2 separate regions of the Homo sapiens genome follow, and region 2 is linked to region 1. The links are chromatin contacts, found by Hi-C or POLR2A ChIA-PET in ENCODE. All regions are on one chromosome and are shown on one strand. Each heading gives the region's core, a stretch centred on a gene start or an enhancer-like site at or near the end of the contact. The rest is flanking DNA. Distances are from core to core; before and after follow the strand shown.

Region 1 (5,780 bases), core at 2,126-4,625:
CCAATTCCTTCTTTATCACTGGAAATATTCTTTAATCTGAAATCAACTTTGTCTGATATTAATATAGCCACTTCAGTCTTTTTTTTTTTTTGAGACAGAGTCTCCCTCTGTCACCCAGGCTGGGGTGCAGTGGCGTCATCTTGGCTCACTGCAGCCTCTGCCTCCCAGGTTCAAGTGATTCTCCTGCCTCAGCCTCCTGAGTAGCTGGGATTACAGGCACTCATCACCATGCCTGGCTAATTTTTGTATTTTTAGTAGAGATGGGGTTTCACCACATTGGCCAGTCTGGTCTTGAACACCTGACCTCAAGTCGTCCGCCTGCCTTGGCTTCCCAAATTGCTGGGTTTACAGGTGTGAGCACTGCCCCCGGCCATCCAGTCTTTTTTTGAGAAGGGTTAGCACAGTGTATCGTTGTTGAACATTTTAATTTTAATCAGTTTGTCTATTTATATTTAAAGAGAATTTCTTGTGTTTATTAGGTCTTGTTTTTTTGATTCAATATGACAATCTCTGACTTTTTATTGTGGTGTTTAAACCGTTTATACTTAATATGATTATTGCTGTGGTTAGGTCTAAGTATCTCCTCCTGCTATTTGCTTTCTATTTGTAACGTTTATTCTGTGTTACCCTTTTCCTCTATTTTTGCCTTTTTAAAAGTTAATTGAAAATTTTTATGATTCCATTTTATCTTCTTTGTTGGATTTTAGCTGTAACTCCTTGTTTTGTTCTTTTACTAGTTGTTATAGGGTTTAAAATATTTAACTTAATATAGTCTACCTTCAAGTCATATTATACAGGTTCACTGACAGTATAAGAAGCTTAAATAATATACTTCTATTTGCCCTTTTCCACCTATATAGTCTTTATGGTTTTGTTGTCATACATTCACTTTTATGTATGTTACGAACTCCATAGTACATTGGTATTACTCTTGATTAAACAATTATATTTTCAAAAGATTTAAATTCTAAAGTATATATATTTACCAATGTATTTAATAGTTATCATTTCTGGTACAGTTCATTCATATTCATCTGGTTTTCATTTCATTTTCCTTCTGCCTAGAAGACTTCTTTCAATATTTCTTATAATATGTGTGTAACTAGAGTCTGTAAAGGAGAGAGGTTGCGGGAAGGGCAGAAAAAATATTTGAAGAAATCATGACTGAAAAATCTCCAAATTTGATAAAATTATAAAGCCATAGATCAAATATGCTTAAGGAGCCCTTTGCACACGAGATATGAATGTCACATAAAACTGTCCTGCCACTCAGTGTTGCTATTTTGTGTTTTTCTTTTAAATTCTTTTTGTCTTTTTCATTTTGAATAGTTTCTATTGTTATGTCTTCCAGTTCACTTAAAGTTCAGTTTGGATCTTTTTTTAAAATCTTTTTTAAGAGACAGGGTCTCACTGTGTCCCTCAGGCTGGAGTACAGTGGAGCTATCATAGCTCATTGCAGCCTCAAACTCCTGGGCTAAAGCGATCCTCTTGTCTTGGCCTCCCAAAGTTCTGGGATTGCAAGTGTGAGCCACCACATCCCATCAATTTGGGTGTTTTTTAAAAAATATCTTTCATGTGTCTAGTTAAGTTTTTGAACTTCTGGAATACAGTTATAACAATGTTTTAATGTCCTTGTGTGCTAATTCTGACATCTGTGCCCATTCTGGGACTGTTTCAATTTGTTGATTTTTCTCTTCATTGCGGGGCTTTTTTTTTTTTTTCTTTTTTTTTTTTTCTTTTTTTTTTTTTGAGACAGAGTCTCTCTCTGTCGCCCAGGCTGGAGTGCGGCAGCATCATCTCGGCTCACTGCAAGCTCTGCCTCCCAGGTTCACGCCATTCTCCTGCCTCAGCCTCCCGAGTAGCTGCGACTACAGGTGCCCGCCACCACTCCCGGCCAATTTTTTGTATTTTTAGTTGAGATGGGGTTTCACCATGTTAGCCAGGATGGTGTTGATCTCCTGACCTCGTGATCCACCCGCCTTGGCCTCCCAAAGTGCTGGGATTACAGGCGTGAGACACTGCACCCGGCCCATTACGGGGCTTTTTTTCCTTCCTTTCATGCCTGATAATATTTGATGGGATGCCAAACACTGTAAGCTCTCTGGTGAAAACATAAAGGTTTTCTTGAAGTGAGGTTTGAACTGAATTTTGAAGGGTATATATGGCTTAAACAGTGAAATGAGGGGAAAAACATTTAAAGAAGAGGGACAAACGTGAAAGTAGCTGAGGCATAAAAGGCTATGTGTTTTTAAGAAAATAAAAGATTGCTGGGGTGACTAGGAGCAAGCAGTGAAATGGAGAATTGCATTCTATGTCTCTTGGGGTAAAGGGATGGGCAGACCATGTCCCACTGACTCAGGGGCTTTGTTAGGCATTTTGTTCTGTATCCTGTGAACAATAGTAATTCTTTAAGGGCTTTACTTAAGCTCAGATTTGCAGAAAAATCACTCTGGCTTCAATGTGAAGAACAGCTTGAATGAGCTTCAGAATAGAAGGGGTGTCGAGTTAGGAAGCCACTGTAGATTTCTGAGTGAGAGATGAGCATAGTTGGGGCCAGGATGGGAGCAGAGATGGAAAGAAGTGGGCTGACCTGAGATACAAGATGTGGGGTGACTCTTGACCCCTCCCGACTGCACCCTATGAGATCAATCACCAAGTTCATGTGAACGCTTTTCTAAGGGGAATATTATTTTCACAGAGTGAATACATTTTTTATTGATATGTTCATAAATATACTTTCTTACAGTTCTGACTATTGCATGTAGTACCTCAGAAAGGAAACCTATTTATTAACTTGTACCCAGAAATGACTCCTAGTGAATCTCTTCTGATATTTGCCCAAGAATTCCCCTAAAACACTCAGTAATGAAAAACCTCATTCCAAAGGCCTAGTTCAATATTCCTCAAACTGTAGTGTGCATGAGAATCACCTGACAAGCTTGTTCAAACAAATATTTCTGGGCCACATTCCCCAGAGTTTCTGATTCAGTAAGTCTTATTCAGTGACTTTTCACCTCTATCAAGTTCCTGGGTGATTTTGATGCTGCTGGCCCAGGGACCACTGTATGGGAATCACTGGTTAATCAGAAGCACTATAGCCAAGAGTGCTTCTCTTGGAGAAGGAAACACAGAAACTCTGTTCCTTTCCAGTGCTGTGACTTGGTCAAGTGACTCACCCCTCTGTGCCTTTGTTTCCTCATCTGGGTCTTGGTGAGGCTTAGAGTGAGGACTGTTGGAAAGCATTAGGACAGATGTATAAGGAGCATATACACGCTTTTATACGTAAGAAAATAAGTTCCATGTGCCTTGCATATTCTACAGTTCTCAGTGTATGGTGAGACAGATCCTGCTTTCAGTTCATCCTTGGTGAATGCTAGTCAAAATTCTATGTGATGTCACAACAGAAATCTTCAGTTAACAGTCGTGGAAAGGACTCAAGCTCTACTCCATCTCCACCTCCTTGGGTTTGGGTAAATTCTCAGCAGGATTGTGCATTAGGTGAGTGTCTGCTTCTCCCCTGGGTCCCCATAACTTTGCTTGCTCCTAAACAGGGAGTCACATCTGGGAAGAGACAGTAGATAATGGAGCCAGAGAGCTGACTCACCACGTGGGATGGCTGTGGGCAAGTTTCCCAGGTTGCACAAGCCACCGGGTTTTCTGAAACAGATGGAAAGACCGCCTCTGCAGGCCGCTGGCTGACTTCAAGATAGTCGTGCTGTATCAAGTGGTGTGAGAAGGAAAGACCCATAAGAGACTTTGTCATCCAAGTTTCAGATTCCCCTGGATTCCTTAGCGATAAGACATGCATGGCTCATTACATATTCTATTTATGAAATTTCTACGGGCAAAGACTCGAATGCCCTTTAACTGGGTGCGCACATGGGCATCGCATAGTTTTCCAGAGTAACCCAAGATACTGGGGTGGAGAGAAAAATGGAACCAGAAGACAAGCCAGCTTCTACCAAAGCCACCCAGCAGTCAGCCAGCCCAGACTCTCAAATCTGGACCTGGGGGTCAGCCCTAGGTAGACAGGCAAGCCATCTTTCAAAGGCTCCCATGTCCTCTTAATAAAGTGAGAGCCAGACATTAGCAATCATTCTCACAATTTTTAAAAACCATATTATCAGCTGTTATTTTAAATATCCCTAACCTAGTATAGTTAATAACAGAAACAGAAAACATTTAAGATTTTTAAGATATAAGAATTGAAGATCTTGAGTCAAGCTTTAAAATGAAAGTAACTTTGAAATGAGGTCAAAGTTAGAACATTCAGCAAGGAATCTTAATTAGAAAAGTATGACTGGGCAATACTAGAACAATTCTGAGCAAATGATTTTGCCACCAGGAATGGTAAATTCAAAGAAGGCAAATTAGCAGTAAGTTGCAGAGATGGCCACTTGAATGAAACACAAACAGGGTTAATTTTTTTCACTCGGTCAATTGCATTTCTCATACAAAGCTGAAAAATGCTCTCTTGTAATTCTCATTTTATAATAGCAATTCTTTTGTTTTGCATTGCCTGGCCATTGCAATCTGGACAAAGCAACTTTTCCATCCTATTTTAGTTCTCAAAGTATATTGATTTTTAATTTCCTGGAGCCAGTTTTCTACACAACAATATTTTATTCACTATGAGAAGTAGTGCCAGTTTTAAACATTTATAGACTTGTTTCTCCAGGGAAAAACATAAGCTAGAAAGAAAAACTAAAATTTCATTTGATGAGATTCAAATGGCAATTGGGGGTTTGAATGTAGAAGTGTTGTTTTCTTATCCAGAACAGTCACTGGAACTGCATTAAGGGAATGCTATCTGGTCAATTTTTGTTTACTTTCTGGAGATACGATATTTTCTGAGGATTCAAAACAAGTGGGAAATTGCCAAAGTCTTGCAAGCCTGATTTAAGAGACAGAAAAGAAGAGACAACATATAAAGTTTTCTCTTCGTGCATATGAACACACATATATCTTTAAGTTAATACATTAATGGATCATATTATAACATTTCTTTTCAAAAATTTTCTTTTTGTTCTTTGCTCTTCTTCTTCTCTTTCCTTTCCCAAACTTTCTCTCTGCCTTCTGCACAGGTAACTCATGATAACAGTATGTGGCCTATAATTTTCAGCTCACTCGCGCTTACCTGCATGTATGTGCACAGATGTTAGAGAGTGCTTTTCTTCATTTTTGTTAGAAATGGGATAATAAAACAGACTTTTTTTTTCTGCATTTGGTTTCATTTACTCTGTAATTGCTCATGGAAATCTCCCAGAGTCATCAATGTGGCTCTAATTCATTCTTTTCAGTGGCTGTGTAATAGGTTGTGGTGTGTATGAGCCAGAATTTCTTTCATCATTCCTCTGTCATTAGGCGTTTATTTGAGTTCCAGCTTTTTGCCACTGGGAACAATACTGCAGTAAATGCTTATGTCCTTGTGTTTTCATTGCAGTGGGGTAGATGGAGGTGGCTCTAGACATTTTAGTTCTGAGTTTAACCTCTTTTTGCTCATCTTTACTTGCTGTAGGGGCTGCAAAGATAAATAAAACTTAATCTTTATCAAGCCCTCATAGCTGAGAATGGCCATGGAGCTCAGTTTAAGGCAGGGAAGTGGCTTTGGCTGAGCCTCTTCTGATACAGGCTGAGCATGCCTAGTGAGAAAATCCGAAATCCAAAATGCTCCAAAATTCAAAACGCTTTGAGTGCTGATGTGATGCTCAAAGAGATGCTCATTGGAGCATTTCAGATTTTTGTGTTAGGGATGCTGAACCAGTAAGTGTAATACATAT
Region 2 (5,195 bases), core at 1,177-3,676, 160 kb after region 1:
GATTTCTGGCTCTTGCCTGGGTTTTATATGTTGGGCTTCTATATACAATTTTATTTAAAGAAGGTATTTTGGTGTTTTTAACATGTGAACATCACTGAAAAAGATTATTTCTAGGGGCCTTTGGGGATCTAACACTGAGTAAGCCTGAAAAGTCTGTGGATCTGTGATTGGCACTCACAGCATCTGAAGAGCCACAGGGACTTGCAATGCCAGCATCATAAACCATGATCCTGGGGATTCAATACGGAAAACACACCCTTTTTCATAGAAAATTACTCCAAGACAATTGCCCATCCAAATGAAGCAGAGGGTGTTCTGAATGGAGGAATGAAGACAGATAGTGAAAAACAGGTAAGGACAGTCCACCCTGAATCCTGTCCAGTGCGGGGCCCCAACCAGGTGCTGGCCTGTTCCCTCTCTGTTTCCTATTTTGAGTGTTTTTTTTTTCTCTTTCTGTTTCTGGTTTCCATTGTTGGGTTTTCTAAATTTGCATTGCTCATGGAAGTATCTCCAACTCCTCCTCTTTGTCTTTGGCGTATCATCAAACTGTTTGTTGCTAATAAGAAATAAAATCCGCATACCTGCACTTTAGCTGGTTTAGACTTGCGTGGCACAATCAGAAAATACTCTCTTTGTCTCTCTAAGAAAGTCTTCAGTGGAGGGAATATTTCTCTTCCCCGGGGACGGCAATGCAGCAGGCCTTATACTTCTCTTACTATTTTTAAAAAAAACTCTTGATGGAAGTATTCTGTCTACTCAAGCCATCAAAACACAGTCTTAGAATATAGTCTCAATTTGGTCATTTGTGTTGAATCCTGTGTTGACCTGAATTGAGCGTCCCCTGCAGGCACATGTGGGCGGGCAGGCCAGTTCAGGGCCAGTCAGTCTGTCTGAGCCTGGTCTCTCCTGTTGTCCAGGGCCTCTCCACTTATGGCTGAGAGCTCACTGCTCCACATGAAGGTTTGGAGGAGGGACCACAGGAGGAGGAGAGCCCTGAGGACCTGCCTTCTGGGCCCAGGAAGGGCCTCCTGCTGACCCTCTCATAGTGCATTCTGGCTTGCCAAGCTCCCCTCTCACTGGGTGGGCGGGGAGGGTCTGTGACCGCAGCCCCTTCACCTGCAGTCGGGTTCACTTCTGCGGGTCGCTTACTCAGGGAGCCAGAGGTGGAGGGAGCTGAGCTGGCCTTTGATGCTGCTACCTCCCACACCAGGCCCACATCCCATCAGGCCTCCTGCACCCTGAGCTGCAGCCGGCTCTGACAGGGCATCACTCCCAGCACAGTGGGTCTCCCATTCCCCATGATCTTAACAGCCACAGGAAGCAGTTCCTCACACGGAAGCGGGCAGGATGAGCTCTTGACTTGAGCTAAAAGGGAAAACACCTTCCACACCTACAGGGGGCTTCGATACACCCTCCAAATAATCCTTTTCACAGAGTCTCCCAGCCTCCCCCACATGAGGCCTAGATGCTCCAACAGGTCCTCAGAGAGCAAAACCAATTTTTAATGAATTCCGTTGTAAATGTTGCATAAGCTCCGGCACCTCGTTTGAAATGCAGCCAGTCCTGTGCCCTGTTTTCCAAGCAGCGCCTTCATGTTAACATCTTTTCATCTCTGGGAAGAAAATTGCTTTCCATCAAAAGATTTAGAAAGCATGGGATTTATAATTCTCTTTAATAAGCAAAACATGCGTGCAGAAACGCTAAGAAATGAGCGTGTGGGGTTTCCCCACTCAGACCCAGGTCAAGGTCAGAGCCTCCAGGGTCCCTATGTGCCTTAGTCATTTATGTAAACAGTCCTTTACTTTAGGGCACTTTCTGTTGATCTATTGGCCATATACTTTTTTTTTTTTTTTTTTTTGAGCTGGAGTTTCACTCTTGTTGCCCAGGATGGAGTGCAATGGCATGATCTTGGCTCAGTGCAACCTCCAACTCCTGGGTTCAAGCAATTCTCTTGCCTCAGCTTCCCGAGTAGCTGGGATTACAGGTGCCCGCCACAACACCTGGCTAATTTTTGTATTTTTAGTAGAGACAGGGTTTCACCACATTGGTCAGGCTGGTCTCCAATTCCTGACTTCAGGTGATCCACCCATCTTGGCCTTTCAAAGTGCTGGGATTACAGGCATGAGCCAGCGCGGCTGGCCATACACTTTTAAAGGAGGGGTCTGCTTTAAGATTTGGATGAAAAATAAATAAAATTAACTGCATGAAAAAGCAATTTGCAAATGGGTGGTCCAAGCCCCTCTTAAAGTTTGATACATCTTTCAAGCTGAGAGGAAGTCTACGTACCTCCACCATCTCCAGAGTTTGTTCCCTGCAAAAGTGATTTTAATCTAGAGCAATGAATTCTGCAAACTCACATCTCAGGCATGTTCCTAATAATAGACTGCCTCCCTGCCCCCACACTGGCAGCCGAATGTTGCCAGTCCCAAGGAATGCTCCATCATGATGCCATTTGCCTGTCAGGACTCTATCCCAGCAGCAGCTGCAGCTGATTATGGCTCGGCTGTGGGCTGTGTTTTTTTATGATCCACCTCCTCCCTTTCAAAATCAATCAGGGCACACTCATGGAAGTAAAATTAGAGGCCCTGGCCAGGGCTTCAGCTTGAGAAATGCACTTTCCCCTCCTTTTCAGGGCAGTGGTGTCCAAGGAGGCCAACAGAGGGGTGGACACCCCGCAAGAAGCCCTGTGACAGCCTCCACCCAGCGTGTCTCCATCTATAGGCAGTTGCTAAGAGACTTAAAATGCTTTTATTCCTGAAGTTTCTTCTTCTTTCCCCTCCTAACCACCCTGGTGTGGCCCTCAGCTCTCAGTAGATATTTCATGTTCTGCACTCCCCTTCCAACCATGTTTATTTCTGCTTTGGGATGCTTGTTGGAAATAGCATGCCATTCAAAGTCACAGACTGTCACCTTGTCCTTAGCTGCTGCCTTCATTTCAGTCCTTTTTTCTACCTATCGAGACTCATTGGCAACCACCATGTGGTCCCTCCCCAGTTATCCCACTGCTCTCTGGGGGCATCATCTGAGCTCGGTTGTCCCTCAGCAGCCTGGGCCAGAGCTGTCCTCTTTGGTTGATTCTTGAACAATCCATCACCTTCACATCCCAACGTGACATTTCCATAAGATCAAACTGCATTCTTTATCCATCCCTGAAGATACATATTCATTTTCAAAAGCTTTGGCTCTCAATTAAAACAGAGAGAGTCATTTGGTCGAGGGCTCTGTGGAAAAGACATTATTAGCTGGAGTATTCTTCTCTTCCCTGTGGTGAATGAGAGAGCATTTTCCAATTAAGGCACTCATTCACTTTCAAGAGGCATGTGCAGGGTGCTCAGATGCGGTATAAAGGAGAGCCAGGCAGATCAGTAGCAAACGAGAGGAAAAACTGGTGGAAAATTAAGAAGAAATGAGAGTATTCAGATGCCAGAAGAGAAAATGAAAGACTGATACAGTGACGTACTCCTGCCCCAGAAGCGGAGTGTCTGCTCAAAAGCGTGAATTTGTGCAAAAGGTTGTGCACCAAAGCAGAAGGGATTCTGTTTGCACAAATGCATGTTTCTATGGATGTGCACGAGATCTGTTGTTCTAACAAGAATTGCTGAGCATTTCCAGCAGGTCACTTAGGGGAGAAAGGACTCTGCAGCCTTCCTGGCCCATCTTCTTCCTAGGTATCCCGGGGGAAGGGCATTTCTGATCTGCCTGCTCCAAAGCTGGGACTAGTACTGGGCCATCTGCTATCGCCTCCCAGGTGATGTGCCATAAAGTCAGAACTCATGAAACATCTCCTGGGCAGCCTCCTTCACTTTCCACACCTGTAACGAGTGGAGAAATTTAGGCCTGGGTCTCTCTTTCTCTCACTCTCTCTGCCCCATCTTCGTCATACCAGATATTCCGAGCATGCTGGTCCCAAAATACAAGTAGTGTAGGGGAGGCCTGGAGAGAGTGAGGCAGGAGCTCAAGTTGTCCCAGAGCCTTGCGTGGGAGCTGGTTGTTGCTTTCCTGGCCACTGACAAAGCGCTTCACCGACCTCCAGTCTATTCTCATTTCCTGCCTTTGACTCCTCGGTAGAGCGCCGTGCATCATGACTGATGACTGACTCTCTTGCCGGCTCCCTGTGGTCAGTCCCTGGGTTGGGTTGAGGCAGACACTCCATCTTCATGGAGTGTGGTCTACTGTGGAATTTCCTGCTGTGTTGGTCTCTGCATCGGTCACTGTGATGGTCCCTGCTCTGGAACAGTGTAGACAACAACTGAGTCTGAAAGGAGAAGGATGGACAGGATCCAGATCCAGGGCTTTTCAAGTTGGGATTCCCCTGGGGCCAGGTAATCTATGTGCTCCAACAGCTCACTTTTTGAGTGGGCAATGTCACAGGCCAACTCCTTTGCTTCAGGTATATCAGGTGTACTAGGGTGTGCCAGAGTACCAGGTGTGCCGGAGGGATCAGACGTGCCAAGGGTGCCAGTTGTGCCAGGAGACCAGGTGTGCCAGGAACAAGGTGTGCCAGGGACCAGGTATGCCAGAGAACCAAGTGTGCCATGCGTACCAGGTGCATCCAGGGACCAGGTGTGCCACAGGACCAAGTGTGCTATGGGTACCAGGTGTGCCCAGGGACTATTCACATCAGGGGTACCAGATGTACAAGGCACCAGGTGTGCCAGGGGACCAGGTGTAGCAGGGATACCAGGTGTACCAGAAGTACCAAAGGTAGCTCAGCTCTTCTCCAGCTGATGATGCAGTGTTGACTCTATTTTTCTTTGAAATAAGAATTTTGTTCTCTCCTTCTCACACACGAAAATTATAAGGAAATTTATTTATATTTATTTATTTATTATAATGAAATTTAAGGAAAAATTGTATTTATAGTAAATACAAATAGATAAAAAGTTAAAACTATCTAAACTACCCCATTCAGGAATAACCACTTTAAATGCTTTAATGTCAGTCATTCCAATAATTTTTTGATTTTACATGTAATGTTTTCAATACACTCTACTTAAAAACAGAATCGTGATTTCAAAGCCTGTTAGTTCAAGAAACCTGACATTTTCAACATCTTTCTGTATCATTAACACACTCCTACAACATCATTGTTAATGGCCTTCTGGGATTCCATTACTTTGAATGTAACAAAACTTTTTCAACCAATCTCTTCATTTTGGACTTTCAAATTATTCCTCCCTTATTTATCTAACCTA

What was found. A loop is a pair of places that touch in the nucleus more often than their neighbours do. ChIA-PET counts read pairs that join two places held with the same protein, here RNA polymerase II (POLR2A).
Region 2: a map of HepG2 shows a loop between it and region 1 (37-fold over the local background). The contact joins the enhancer-like site here to the promoter of LINC02843 in region 1. A Hi-C loop is called at or near these places in 1 of 168 maps with a recorded cell type or tissue (HepG2). POLR2A ChIA-PET finds 5 or more read pairs at or near these places in 2 of 52 experiments (A673 and PC-9).

Annotation. Positions count from the first base shown.
Region 1 is chr9:88,648,785-88,654,564 of GRCh38, forward strand. It overlaps LINC02843 (long intergenic non-protein coding RNA 2843), which reads right to left and starts at 3,376. Exons shown (of 4, transcript NR_144626.1): 1 at 3,177-3,376. LOC105376135 (a long non-coding RNA gene) reads left to right here and starts at 3,065. Exons shown (of 2, transcript XR_930098.2): 1 at 3,065-3,282; 2 at 3,405-4,089. RefSeq lists an enhancer at 3,045-4,244.
Region 2 is chr9:88,812,250-88,817,444 of GRCh38, forward strand. No RefSeq gene overlaps it. Among named protein-coding and RNA genes, the nearest start is that of MIR4289, 69 kb to the left of the region's middle. Within about 2 kb of position 2,427, at least 4 of the 41 ENCODE cell types and tissues checked have a DNase peak (open chromatin) inside an H3K27ac peak, as active enhancers do.